Regions from separate parts of the Mus musculus genome. Here region 1 is linked to region 2. The links are chromatin contacts, found by Hi-C or POLR2A ChIA-PET in ENCODE. All regions are on one chromosome and are shown on one strand. Each heading gives the region's core, a stretch centred on a gene start or an enhancer-like site at or near the end of the contact. The rest is flanking DNA. Distances are from core to core; before and after follow the strand shown. Region 1 overlaps Ctnnd2 (catenin (cadherin associated protein), delta 2). Region 2 overlaps Ctnnd2 (catenin (cadherin associated protein), delta 2).

Region 1 (6,814 bases), core at 213-2,712, 94 kb after region 2:
CATTAACTGCTGCGTGGAGAGTATTCCCAGGATCTACACAGTCACACGGCTCAAGATTCCACGTCTAAAATTTGCATCAGTAGATGGTTTTATAATATGGAGTTCGGAGTGGGTATGTGGTTCTGAACATGTCTGCCATTTGTGGGGCATGGGGATTATTCCTGTAAGAATCATTCTGTAAGGAGCTGCAGAGAGCAAGTTCAGACAGTAACTCTTTCCAACAAGAGGTGTTTTTTTTAGATATGTATTTACCCTTTGCAGACTGTATGTATGTGTTTATGTATGTATGTATGTATGTGTGTGTGCGTGTATATGTTCATATACATACACATGCACATACACATACATATAGTCTCTGGTCATACACATGAATAGTTGGATGTCAAAACTTCAAGAAAAAATGTAATGGAAAAAATCCTACTAGGTTCACATGTGCACATGTGTGTGCATGCATGTGTGTGTGTGTGTGTATACACAAATATATATATATATATATATATATATATATATATATATACACATATACATATACATAACTTTTTAAAATTAAATGTTTACTAAAGCTCAAAGAAAGCAGTAGAGTATGAAATGCATCACCGAGGAAAGCAAACATTCGTAGTTGGTTTCTCTCCCCAGTGACCTGTGAGCATGTTGCTAGCAAGCACTTGCAATAGTGCAAATGTTTAAAAGAGTCAAAATACACACAACTCAGTGTCATGGAAATTGGATATTAAAAGGAAAAAAAAATAATTTCCAGGACAGGCCACCAATGCAAGTGCTTACAGGCTTCTGAACTCTCAGTGTTGAAGTGTATTTCTGTGAGAAAAAGTAAAGATCATAATGATATCAATGGGCCATCATTTTATAGCACCTTTTATGTAACATTTTATATGTGCTTCCTAGGCCATTTTAAAAGTTAAGGAAGTAGAAACGTGACAGAATTGACTCCTTAACTCACTCAGTCTATTCCTCAGAATTATAATTATTAGGGCTTTGAAGATAGCTTGGTTGATAAAGGGTTTTTGACCCCAGTCAAACTGATGAGGTCCAGGGAAAAAGGAGATCCTGTCTCAAAAAGAAGGTGAGCATCACTGAGCAGCAACGCCCGGGGTTGACCTTTAACCTCCCCATACACCCGCATACAATGCGCATGCACCTCTGAGCATGCTCACACACATTTACTGAAGCCTTAGTGGTTTCTTCTAGATGCTTCCATGCGTGCATTGGTCGCCATTAACGGATTTGCATGATTTACCTTCTCAGTGCCTCTGGAAGAGCCAATGTGCAGGACACAGAGGAGACCTACACTCTTGTTGCCCCTTCATGTCTCTGAAGACCCAATTCGTCCACCTTCTCTGCATCCCACCTTCAATGGTGACCATGCTGACATTCAAAGCAGCATTTTCTGGAACTTTACAGCCACTGCTCAAGCATTTATAACTCCTTTGCAGGGACTGGGATTTTTCTGTCCCACCATGGGGATTTCTTCCTTCTCTCTTGTACACGACTTCACATTCACCACCGTGAGAGTAAAATGTCTCTTGTTTTCTCTGAGTATTAAATCCATAGACATAAGAAAGAATCTCGCTAAAATGTCCCCACTGGTGAGAGCCCTTTTTTGTTAAGTCCTTTTACAGAATGTTCGTGGGAAACATGACATTTATGTCGCAGGTTTTCTTTTTTGCTTTGCTTATTATCAGGACAAACTTGTCACACACGTACCAAATGTATGCAGTCTTTTAAATTTTCATGGTGGGAATTTGACATTTCAGGTCTGAGCAAATGGGTTGGATCCTTCTCTTTGTTAATCAGTCTCTCACAAGGGGGCTGTACGCACGCAAGAGAGCTGGTGGCTGGTAGAAATCTCTTAAAGTGCTTCTTTATTTGTGTCTCAGTTAACGACTGGTGACATCTAGTGGTCACTGGTGGTGACTGGGTTTGTGGCACTCATGGCTATGCTGGAGAGGCACAGCCAAAGGAAGCTGTAGTATTGGCGTTTGCAGATGGAGGTAGTCAGTTCCCAGCATCTAGTGATGCTGTTCTCTGCCCATTAGCCACCACTGTAACTACTGAGAGCAGGCCCACAGCTGTACGTGCCTCGGTAGACAGTGGCCTGTTAGGGGAACTCCATTCCCCCCCCCCCCATCCCCACACACTCATCCTCTTCGATGATGAGGATTCATCGCTCACAGAAAGCAGTGTCAGATCTGCTTGGCGTATCCGTGGCAGCTAAAAGTAGGAGGCTTGGTCTCCTCTTGGTGTTGTTCTCTGGAAGAGATTCCACATGGGAAGCCAACCTGCGATGGCAGCTTCTTTATTAAATATGTGCAGTGGAAATTATGCTAATTATGCTGGAGTGTAATTATAGACTAGGAAGATTCTCTCACAGTCTGACTTGAATTGTTGTAGATAAATGTGCATTAAGTTAATAGTGTGCCGCTAATTGTGAAAGGTAAAGGGGAGGCAGAGATGTAATCAGTTACTCCATCTTTTAAAGATGCTTGGTCCCAGGCAGAAGGTACCCAGAAAGCCCAGGTATGGGGAAACCCTGCAGTGAGTGTTCTTCATCCATTTGGGTACACAGTTTCAATATGGCACAAAAAATAATCACTGGTGACTGGTTAATCAATTTAATTCCACTAGTCTGTGGCATTCACTACAGAAGGTAGTTACATGCTGTGGCAATTAGCAACTGTAAGTTCTAAGTATGGTTATGGAGTTAATTTTTTAGGCTTTATGCTTTTTTGTGCGTATTTCTGATAATTATGGAAATGAGAAAAATACCCATTGGCACAACTTCAAATGTTCAGCCAAAGATGTATTCCAAGAAACAAATTCTACTTACATGTGACTACAGAATCCAAGTGGTCTTCAAAGTTACCAGTTCCAAGAATGGCATTGGTGGCCTGCTGCGCTGACATGAAGGGCACATCAGTTATCTATATCTGCCAGATAAAGATTTCTGAAACCTACTAGTAAAGTGGCACTATGAAAGCCCCACCCCAGTACCAGCTAACTAAGAGGAAAGCTTTAAAAGCTAGCATACATAGGGAGAATGATGAATGTTTCTGCAAGTAGTATCAGAAAATGTAATGTTTACATGTCTTCTGAGAATGACTGATATCCAGCCAAATACTGAAGGGGAGTTTGGGGAATTCCTCTATGAAGGGAACAGAGATCCGACAGATCCAGCTGTTTAAAGCATTTGTGCTGACAACAGAAAAGGCCACACCTGTAAGTGCTGGCAGAGGTTGACCCCTGTGCAGGGAAAGAAGAGACGTCGTTGTGGGAAAGCATATCCATTTCTAGTGATACTACTGAGCTTTAAAGACGTCCTTATGCTAGCTTTACAGCTTGAAACCCAGTGGAGTCCAGGAGATGTACACCAGGCTTTTCCTGATTTCTTTAATAGACGTTTAGACTATCTTCATTGTACAAGCAAATGCATTTCAAGATAGTAACCATATCCACCCCATTGCCCTCTGGCATCCTACTCCCCATTTAGTGTATGTTTGCAGGGGGCAGGGAGGACAAAGAGGAGAGGTGGGGGTGGGGAGAGACCTATATTCCACATATGAGAAAAAGTGTCCTATTTGTTTTGTGAGTTAACATGATGATCTCTGTCTCACCCATTCTCCTGCAAATGGCGTCTTTCTCTCCTTTTGGGTTGATGGTTCTCCACTGTGCACACGCACCTCCCTTTATCCACCCCCATGTGTTGATGGTACCTAGACTGATTCTGATACCTGTCTGTTATAAATAGGGTGGCAGTAAACATGAATGTGAGGGTATCTATGTGGGCGATGATTTAGATTCCACTGTGTGAATATCCAAGAGGAGCATAGCTATATAACGTGGGAGATCTTCCTTCTTCATACTGAGAAACCTCCAAACTGACTTCCATACTGGTTGTGCTCACAGTGCCCCCTGTTGTCTATCTTTCCGATGATAACCATTCAGACCGGAGCAAGATGGAGCCTCACTGCAGTACCAGTGTGGTTTTTCCTGTTGACTAAGGATGCTGAACACTTCCCACCTTCTCGTTGGCCATTTGTAGTTTGTGTTTTGCGAATGATCTGTTCAGTTTCTGTTTTCCTATTTCTCTCACTCACGTTCTTCTTCTGGTCTCATGCATAAAGTGTTTGAAGCACGACCAGCCATCAGCTTCCATTTCTCATTCCCTAGATCTTCTCTGGCAGTGTCTGTCAGTTCTTTAGGACATTTGCACTAATTTCTTTTCTGACGTGATAAAACTTAGCCTGGACTTGTTTTTATTTTGACAAGCCATTGAATTTCTCTTTTGCTGAGGACAATAAAGATATCAGAAGTACTTTGGAAAGTTCATTGGTTAATGAACATGCATTTGATCAAAGTGGGAAATTGTTCTTTCCTGGATGATCATACGACTGAGTGGCTACACCAATGAGTTCAGCTGATAGATGCCCAGTACTGTGTGTAAGCTGTATGATTTCACAGAAGATTTTTGCCTTTCAATCTCAGTTCCCTCCCCTGTGAACACTATATAACTTTCCCAGATAGCTTCAGCTTATGTCAGCAAATTACAGTATACTGGCCAAATCCGCCCCACCTGCTGTCTGTTTCAATAAAGGTTTATTAACACAAAGCCAGGCCCATTTGTTTGCATCTGTCTGTGGCTGCTTTTCTGCCACAGGGGCAGAGTTAAATAACTGTAACAGAGACTTTGTGCGGGTAAAGTCTAAAATACTTATTATTTGTCCACAAGAAAAAGACTTCTTCATATGTGTAAATCTTATGCATGTACATATGCATCTGTAGTATAGTTATTAAGTCTTCATCATGGACCTGACACATTATAAATAATCTATATATGTTATCCATTAAAGTATCTATTATTATAGTTTCATTAAATCTAGTTTAACTTACCTGTTCAAAGCTCAGTTGTGGAGGGCATCAGATGAAATAGTATGAAAGTTCTCAGAAAAGTATGTAAGTTTAAAATATTTCTCTTTGAAAATATTTTATAAACTAAGTTTTCATTGCTTTTGTCTCTTAGTTAAGCAGATTTGATAGTTAAAATATGTGTGGTGGCACTTGTACAAGTATGTCAGGCACTGGCCTGCTTAAGTCATACTGCCAAGTTGGGTGGTAGAAACAACAGGATTTCTTATCTCACACTCTCAAGGCAAATGTCTGAAACCAGGGTGTCAGCATGGTCCTTCTGTCTCCAAAGGTTCAAGGAAGATTGCTTCCAGTTTAGGGAAGCTACCTCCTCCGGCTCCCTGGGCAGAGGAGCCTGGCTTTCCTTGGCCAGGATGTGTCACTGTAGTGTCTGCCCTGAACTCACATTGCCTTTTTCATCTGCCTATCTTCAGGAGATCTGGCTCCCAAATCCCCTCTTGAGAGAGAGGTACCGGTCACTAGATCAGAGCTCAGTCACACCGTTATGATATATTAACTTAATGTATCTACAAAGTGCATTTATCCACATAGGGTCAAATCCACAAATTACAGGGATGCAGATTGCAACATGGCCTTCTGGGTGATGCTATTCAATCTGCACCCTGAGGAACTGTTGTTCAGAAGAACGACGAAGAGTTTTAGACTACATGTTAGATCAAAACAAATGATCAAACTAAGCATTTCAGTCAGGTAGCCTGATAACTGAAAAATAAAGGCTGATGAAAATCCCGTTAGCGACACGTATTTGTAAAAGAGTATCTATGTTTCCTTGACTGGAAGGTAAAGGTGAGGCTATGGATGAGAAACAATGAGAGAGAATGTCACTTTAGACATGTGGGTACAAAGAGATATTCAGAGCAAAGTGCCCTTATCCACATCCCTGAGCCACACCTCACAACTGACAATGCCCCCACATCTGGCCACTCCCCCACATCTGATCACGCCCCCCGCATCTGGCCACATGTCACAGCTGGCCACGTCCTGACAGCTGGGTCAGTTTCTAACAGAGACACATGTGCAGACTGGAGAAGACACATCCAAACACATGCCAAGGGTGGAACACTGTGTGCTGACAGAATAAGATGGGAACACTGTGGGTCGGGAGAGGCGCGGTGAAGCACTAGAGCATACATGGAAGACCTGTGTTGGAATGTAAAAGCTCTCAAAGTGACTCGGGATGGGCTCTGCCACAGCGTTCCTGTTCCTCGATCCACCAGGCTTTCGATATCTCTTGCCAATTCTTCCTCTTTCTTCTCTCTCTCACTCTCTGCTCCTCCAGCACACATTTGAGATTATTTTCTTTATTGAGTCTTGTTTTCTATCATTTCTTGACAGTTTCCCATTTGTGAAATATAATTTCTGAACGTCCTTTTTAATGACCTTCTATGTTCTTCTCCATGATAGTGCCTTCAATCACTGTAGCGTAAATACATTTAAATTAACTACTGAAATGTATCCTAGAAAGAGCCCATCACCTAGCTGAGTCAGTTTGAGATGTCAGTGGTAGAGCCAAGCGGTTTGAAGGATGCTTGTTGGTCAATAGAGAAGAATTAAGAGGAGAATCTTCCTGAAAGGAGCATGGGGTGACTACTAGAAAAGAAATCTTTGTCCTGTACATGTTCTTGTGGGTTGTTTTTATAAGTTTCTATTTGAGGTAAAAGTTGGCTCAGGTAGGTACCAGATTTTTGTTCTCGGATGTTCTGTTTGCATGAGCACCATTGGGAGTTTCTTCTGAAGATCCTGTAAATAAGTTGTGCGATCCTATGACAAAACCTGTCTTTTCTCAGGGCCTGTTCTTTAAAAGCCTGTTATTGAAAGGAGTTGTAAGGATCAAGCTAATCCAGAGCTCAGTCTGTGAATGTAAAACTGATGT
Region 2 (6,790 bases), core at 2,528-5,027:
CTCAAATTGCATGTTCCAGCAGATCAAAAAAACAAAAACAAACAAACAAAAAACCTGGCAAGGTATTTACAAACCATAGCTTTCCTGGGATACACATAAGTCAAATACATAAATATTGAGTACTTATCCCACTTTATTGGTAAATTAGCTTATTAATTAAATTAGTTCCTTTTAAATTATTTTTTCAAATCTTTTACATAAGTGAACTAACTGTATTTACATTATTTCCTCTGTTCCCTCTCCATGTCCCAACTCCTGAATCGCAAATGTTCAACCTCCTCTTCTTTAATTATTATTGTTTTATACACACATGCACGCATGCATGTACACGCATGGCCAAGTCCACCTAGTGGTGCTTCTATGCACACGTAGGGATAACCACTTAGGATTGAATTTGCCAGGAGCTCAGCCATGGAGAGAACGAAGCCTCCCTCTGTCAGCGGTCTGTAGCTCTCCATCTAGGGCTGTGGCTGTGTGAGATTTCCTCCATCCTCACTGATGTGTTGGGATGTCAACTCATTTTTCAGGTCATGTTTAGGCAGCCATGCTGTTGAGAGTTCACGGGTGCAGTTTCCCTGTCACATAAAAGACATGGTCTCCTAGCTGATGTCCTGTCTTGTCCTTTGACTCTTACAAACCTACCACCTCTCTCCAGCAACAACCCTGAGGCCTTAAATGGAAGGGCTGCTTTACCATGTGGGGCTACGCATAGCACAGTCCTTTAGCTATGCATTTTGATGTGTTGTAGGTCTCGACACTAGCTTCCATTGAGAATTCCATCCATGCACACAATGTTTTACAGTTGTACCCCTTCCCCACCTTCACAGCTATTTGTCCCGTCCCCTTCCCAGAACCCCGCATATCCCATCCAACTTCATCTCTGTCCCCTTCTCATTTGTTTGAAACCCAACCCAACCAGTCGGGACAGTGCTGCTCATACGAGCATAAATGTAGGGTCATCTACTGGAGCATAGACAACCTGCCAGGATTATACCCCAGAAGAACACAGATCCTCCATCCCTCGCTAAGAATTACCTTTCAGCATCTCCTGCGTGGAACCCTTTGGGATACTCTCCTGTTCATGCTGAGCCTGCCTTGATCTTACTAAGGTCTTGTGCAGGCAGCCACAGCCTCTGTGAGTTACTGTTGGGATGTCCCTGTTGTGGCTAGAAGACACTATCACATAACGCTCTTCCCTATTCTCTGACTTAGAATCTTTCCATTCCTTCTTCCATGATGTTCCTGAGTATTGAGAGGAGGCGGTGGAGTACAGCTCAGGACCGAGCAGATCAAAATCACTTATTCTTTGTATTGTGACCGATTATATAATCTCTGTATCAACCTCCATTCACCACTAAAAAGACAGCTGCACTTAAATTAGGCACATTTATCATTATTCATTAAAAAAGAATGCCCTCTCTAATGCCATTGTTAATATAATAGAAGGCCATTATTTGTGTCATAGAAGACATAATAGAGTTTATTGTAAGCAGGGGACTCCCTATTCTTAATGTTTCCGCCATTATCTTCCTGTGTGAGGCTCTCCCACCACTCGCTAGCCAGATACAAGGTCATAGAGATATTAGTCAACAACAGAGTGGAGCCTCAGAGGGAAAATGTCTGTGTGCTTGTCAGAATTTTTAGGATCAGTACCATCTACCTCCCTTGACAGACTGTTATCAACCCCAGGACCCACTTCAGATGCCCAGAACCAGATGGTCTGCCATTGTTGGTTCTCAAAGTTTGGTGGAGACTTCAATCACCTAGACAGCTTGTCCTACAGAAGTAGCTTGGCCCCCACCAGTGATTCTGTTCTATTCAAGGCAGTGAGGCTGTTGTTTGGTAAATAGACAGCGCACTCTGGAATCCACCACTCTGAGATCTGGTTCTCATGTGTGTTGGGCATTGCTGGGAAGCTGGCTTACTTAGCTGATGCTTAGGTACCACCATCAAAGGCTCGGAATTAAATGTCTAGGGTAAATCTTAGCTGTTCCAATATTTTTGAGAAGTTCCCTGACAATTTTCACCTATAGTTTAGTTTCAGAAGCCCGGTCTCTTATGGTCCTGCTAAGGGAGCAACTCCACGCTTCTTAGTTTGATATTAGACCATAGCAATGGGATTCAGGAAGACACAGGAGTTCTCCAGAGCTTGCACATTCTTCAAACTCTCAAAGCCAAAACCTCAGGCCAAATTTATGAATCACTCCTTCATTGATTGAGTAAACGTCACTGCAGTCTCTCTGTGGATCAGGTTCTCTTGTGGTTGCTAGAGAGACTCCTGTAAGCAAGCGCATGGAGCTCGCATCCCACACCTTGTGGTAAGCTTAAAATAATTCCAGTTCAGATTGGGATATGTAATGCACTTATGAAATTTATATTAAACATATACATTATATATAAACAAATGTGTGTAGTAGAAATACACATATATACCTCCCACAGAGAGTGTCTCTCAGCAAAGAGTTGTCTCCCTCATAAAATGCTGTGCTTAGTGTGTGTTTGTGTACACGTGCATGAGGGTGCATTGACATGTTCTACTCATGTTGGGGTGGGGTCAGAAGACAGCCTCCCTGGGTTTTGTACATCAACACTACAACACCCCAACACCCCACCCTCCCATCCCCTACCCCACCCCACCCCACCCCCACCCCCACCCCTTGGCCCCCAAAAAAGTCTCTCTCATTGGTCTTGACCTCTAAAAGAGAGACTAAACTGGCTGTCCAGTAACAGCCAGACTGCCTGCCTCCCTAGTGCAGTGTAGCACTAACCCCTTTTGCCCAGTGAAATGTGGGTGCCAGGGATCAGGCTTAGGAGACAAGATTTTACTAAGATGTCTCCCCGAGTCCCAACTTGTTCTTAATTCAGTATCTTGATGCTTCCTCGGTACATCCTCAGTGTTTCTCCAGACAATTTGGAATGCTGTGTGTGCTCAGATAAAGTGCCCAGCCTCCCACTTGCCAAATACCACCCCAAAGGGCAGAGGTACAACGGAAGTTTCCTGTGGAGAGCATCTATCAGCTCTTCTTCCCCCCTCCCTTCATTTCCTTGCTCTCTTCCCAGCCCAACCAGCATTCTTCCTTCCATACCCTTCCATGACAGCTTCTCTCTCACACAGTGTGAGATGCTACTAGCTTTTCACACCAGGGACTCCCCCAGACCCTTTCTCCTGCCCTGGGTGAAGCTTGGAGAATCTAGTCATTCTGCCCATAAGTAGATGACAATTGGGTATTTTCATTCTAATGCAGATTTGTCTCTGAGCAAGATTAGAGGAAACTGTCTTTCTAACTCCACCCCAGCCCTGGTCTTTTGTGTTCTTGTAAGTCAAAGAAAGCAACTGGCTTTCAGTCGAAAGACACAACAGCAGAGGTGTTGTTCTGAGACATCTAGAGTACACTTTTAATAACCAGAAAAGGAAGCACTTTTAGTGTTTCCAATTTTAATTGATCTGTTTCCTCTAGTTTTTTTTTTTTTTTTTTTTTTTTTAACTGAAAAACCAAGCTTACTCTCGTGACGTAGCACTTTTCCCTCCGTTTAACTCTTGACCAAAAAGTCTTAACGGCAAGACAGCAGAATAAATTCTAAGTAGTGCATCTTTTATGTCCCGGTCTAAGTACGCAATTCGGTCAGTTTTCGGTGGCTGAAAGTGTGTCTCCTGGAATAATGGGAGCGTTTAATGCCTGGAGTTTTCATTAAAGCTAGCAGAGAGAGAGAGAGAGGGCGTTCTGAGAGATCACCGGTTGGGTGGCCTTTAAATGTTTCTCCTGTGACTAAAACCTCTTGGAACTCGGAGCAGACGCATGCCTCTCGCCTCTTTGTCAGCGGGCCTCTGCTAACCCGCTCCTTTCCCTCCTTGGAAAGGAACCGGGCTGGGAACGTGCTGGGGCGTGGGTTCGCGTCCCTCTCCACGCGTAGCCTGGGCGCAGAAGTTGTCTTCTGCAGCCGGGCGGGGCGGGCGGGCGGGCGGCTGCTTCTCCACCTCTGAGCGCGCCTGTTCTCTGCTCTCCCTCCCGGCACAGGGCACGACCGGCCGCGCGGGGCACCTGGCGGGCTCCGAGCCTGCGCCACCGCCTCCGCCTCCGCGGGAACCGTTCGCGCCCAGCCTGGGCAGCGCCTTCCACCTGCCCGACGCGCCGCCCGCCGCCGCGGCGCTCTACTACTCCAGCTCCACGCTGCCCGCGCCGCCGCGCGGGGGCTCCCCGCTGACCACCACGCAGGGCGGCTCACCCACCAAGCTGCAGCGCGGAGGCTCGGCCCCCGAGGGTGCCGCCTACGCCGCGCCGCGCGGCTCCTCGCCCAAGCAGTCGCCCAGCCGCCTGGCTAAGTCCTACAGCACCAGCTCGCCCATCAACATCGTCGTGTCCTCGGCCGGCCTGTCCCCGATCCGCGTGACCTCGCCCCCCACCGTGCAGTCCACCATCTCCTCTTCGCCCATCCACCAGCTGAGCTCCACCATCGGCACCTACGCCACCCTGTCGCCCACCAAGCGCCTGGTCCACGCGTCTGAGCAGTACAGCAAGCATTCGCAGGAGCTGTATGCCACCGCCACCCTCCAGAGGCCGGGCAGCCTGGCAGGTAAGGGGCTGGGCGCTCTGGTGTGGCTCACATGGACGCTTGGCGGGGAACCAGGGAGACTGGATCCAAGCAGCAGTGCTGGGCATGTCTTGGGTCCAGTTTTCAGATTCCGGGGCTGTCGGGTTGTCAGGGATTGTCTGGAAAGACTGTCAGCGTCTCTCTTCAGGTGTGCCTATCATGTGGTCTGTCTGCCTCTAACACCTGACTGCCTTCCCTTGTCCCTCCCTAAAGTCTGAAGACTTAAACCCAGCAAGGAGGTTAATTTAGTAGGACCACACAGACCTGTTGCTTACATGCAGAAAGAAATCAAGTAGCTCTCCCAGTGGGTATGATCAGTATTAGTTGCCACAAAAAGTTATATATTTTCCCCCCAAATCAGATTCTGAATTTACATAGGTTGCAGCAGCAGCAGCAGCAGCAGAGTAAAAGTAACCAACGGGAAGCATCTTCAATGGTTACCTACTTCATTATAGGGGCTCAGCGGGGGACGGGGGTTGTCTGAGTTGGAGAGGCTGCTTTCTTCTGCCAAATCAGAAGAGGTGACATTTCTGTGGTGCCTGTCCCTATTACAGACCAGGCTGAGCTGGCGACTGTGCTGTCAATGCCATATGCTCAGTTTAAACAAGACACTGTGATTGAAAGACTAATGCTCCCTCCTAAGACACCTGACATGTAATCTGGATTTATCGCCTATTTCTTTCCTTCTAGAAGTATTTGGTAATTTTGTGACTCTAGTAACAGATGCTGTGCTCGTATGCTTCTTGTCTTGACACAAATAGATGACTGTGAAGATAAATAGGATTAAAAAAAAAAAAGGGAACTTGTCACAGGCACAAGGCAGGTGGCCAAGGACTTCTTTAATTCAAACACAGTAATCACCAGCAAAGACTAGTTAGCTAGTTAGCTGGTTAGCTGGCTTAGTGGGATGCAGGCTGGGATATGCTGCCCACAGGACTGTGCTCGGTTTGTTTGCAGAGAATAATCTGTCTCACTGCTGTGCCTGGAGAGTGGGATTTTGGAGGTAGCCAATCATTAATGCCCAGCTATGTCTTCTAAGGTAGCCACTAGTTTGAAGAGCATCTTAGGAAACAGGCAACAAGCTTTATGTTTATGAGATCATACCAAGAATCAGAGGGGTGAGAGGTCACCCTGGTCATCCCCCAGCCACCATAGAGAAGATGCAAGGAGTTAGGGGTCTGTAGACTTCTAAAGCCCATTGCATTTCTGTGTTTGCCTGGTGGAAAACAGAAGGGTGGTTTTGTTGTTGGTGGTGGTGTTTGTTTGTTTGTTTGTTTGTTTGTTGAGGGAGGGGGTCCCACCTCTTCCCTCACCTGCTGATGTGTGACAGACATGTGCTGTCACACTGTATACCTGTGGGGAAGCAGAGAGTGGCCAGATAGCAGAACGTGTAGAATTTTGAGGAAAGGTTTAGGGAATGGAAATACAGTTACCAAGAATGCGACCATTCCTTGCATATTTTGAAAATGACTTATATTCTAAGGGCTGCAAAGAATGTTTCAAAGGCTTTGATGGCAGTCAGTCGGGGTGGGGTGCTGGTGCTGATGTTGGTACTGGTGCTGCTGGTGGTGCTGGTACTGGTGCTGATGTTGGTGTTGGTACTGTTGTTGGTGCTGGTGCTGGTGTAGTGTTGGTACTGGTGCTGGTGTTGGTATTGGTATTGGTGTTGGTACTGGTGCTGGTGCTGGTGTTGGTGTTGGTACTGGTGTTGGTGCTGGTGCTGGTGTTGGTGCTGGTACTGGTGCTGGTGTTAGTGCTGGTACTGGTGCTGGTGCTGATGTTGGTGGTGGTGCTGGTGTTAGTGCTGGTGCTGGTGTTGGTGCTGGTGGTGGTGCTGGTATTGGTGTTAGTGCTGTTGCTGGTGTTAGTGTTGGTGCTGGTGCTGGTGCTGGTGGTGGTGCTGGTGCTGCTACAGGTGCTGATGGTATGTATACAGTCACATTTCTTTCTGTTAGAGGTGAAGGCTTCTCCAGTCAGAAAGAGAGCTCTAGTTGACCAAGACATTCCCATCTGTTCCTCATATTTTCTTGCCATATTACATTTTTGCTACCTAGTGAGGAAAAAATATTCAATATGCCATCAAAGAGACATAATTTTAGAGTTGCAGTGAACATTTTAAATGTTTGAATTCATTTGTTTAACATACATGTTAAAATATTCATTTAAAGACTTCTTCATGCAAATTGCCACTGGTGGGTTT

What was found. Hi-C counts contacts between places; a loop is a spot of excess contacts on that map. ChIA-PET counts read pairs that join two places held with the same protein, here RNA polymerase II (POLR2A).
Region 1: a loop to region 2 is called in a map of left cerebral cortex, with 2.5 times the contacts of the local background. The contact joins two enhancer-like sites. A Hi-C loop is called at or near these places in 1 of 37 maps with a recorded cell type or tissue (left cerebral cortex). POLR2A ChIA-PET finds 5 or more read pairs at or near these places in 1 of 5 experiments (embryonic stem cell).

What each region holds. Positions count from the first base shown.
Region 1 is chr15:30,738,995-30,745,808 of GRCm38, forward strand. The region is part of intron 9 of Ctnnd2 (catenin (cadherin associated protein), delta 2); the gene reads left to right. Among named protein-coding and RNA genes, the nearest start is that of Gm41283, 59 kb to the left of the region's middle. Within about 2 kb of position 1,463, at least 1 of the 3 ENCODE cell types and tissues checked has a DNase peak (open chromatin) inside an H3K27ac peak, as active enhancers do; it is left cerebral cortex, where a contact is called at or near this core.
Region 2 is chr15:30,642,753-30,649,542 of GRCm38, forward strand. It overlaps Ctnnd2 (catenin (cadherin associated protein), delta 2), which reads left to right. Exons shown (of 23, transcript NM_008729.3): 7 at 4,017-4,572. Among named protein-coding and RNA genes, the nearest start is that of Gm31841, 37 kb to the right of the region's middle. Within about 2 kb of position 3,778, at least 1 of the 3 ENCODE cell types and tissues checked has a DNase peak (open chromatin) inside an H3K27ac peak, as active enhancers do; it is left cerebral cortex, where a contact is called at or near this core.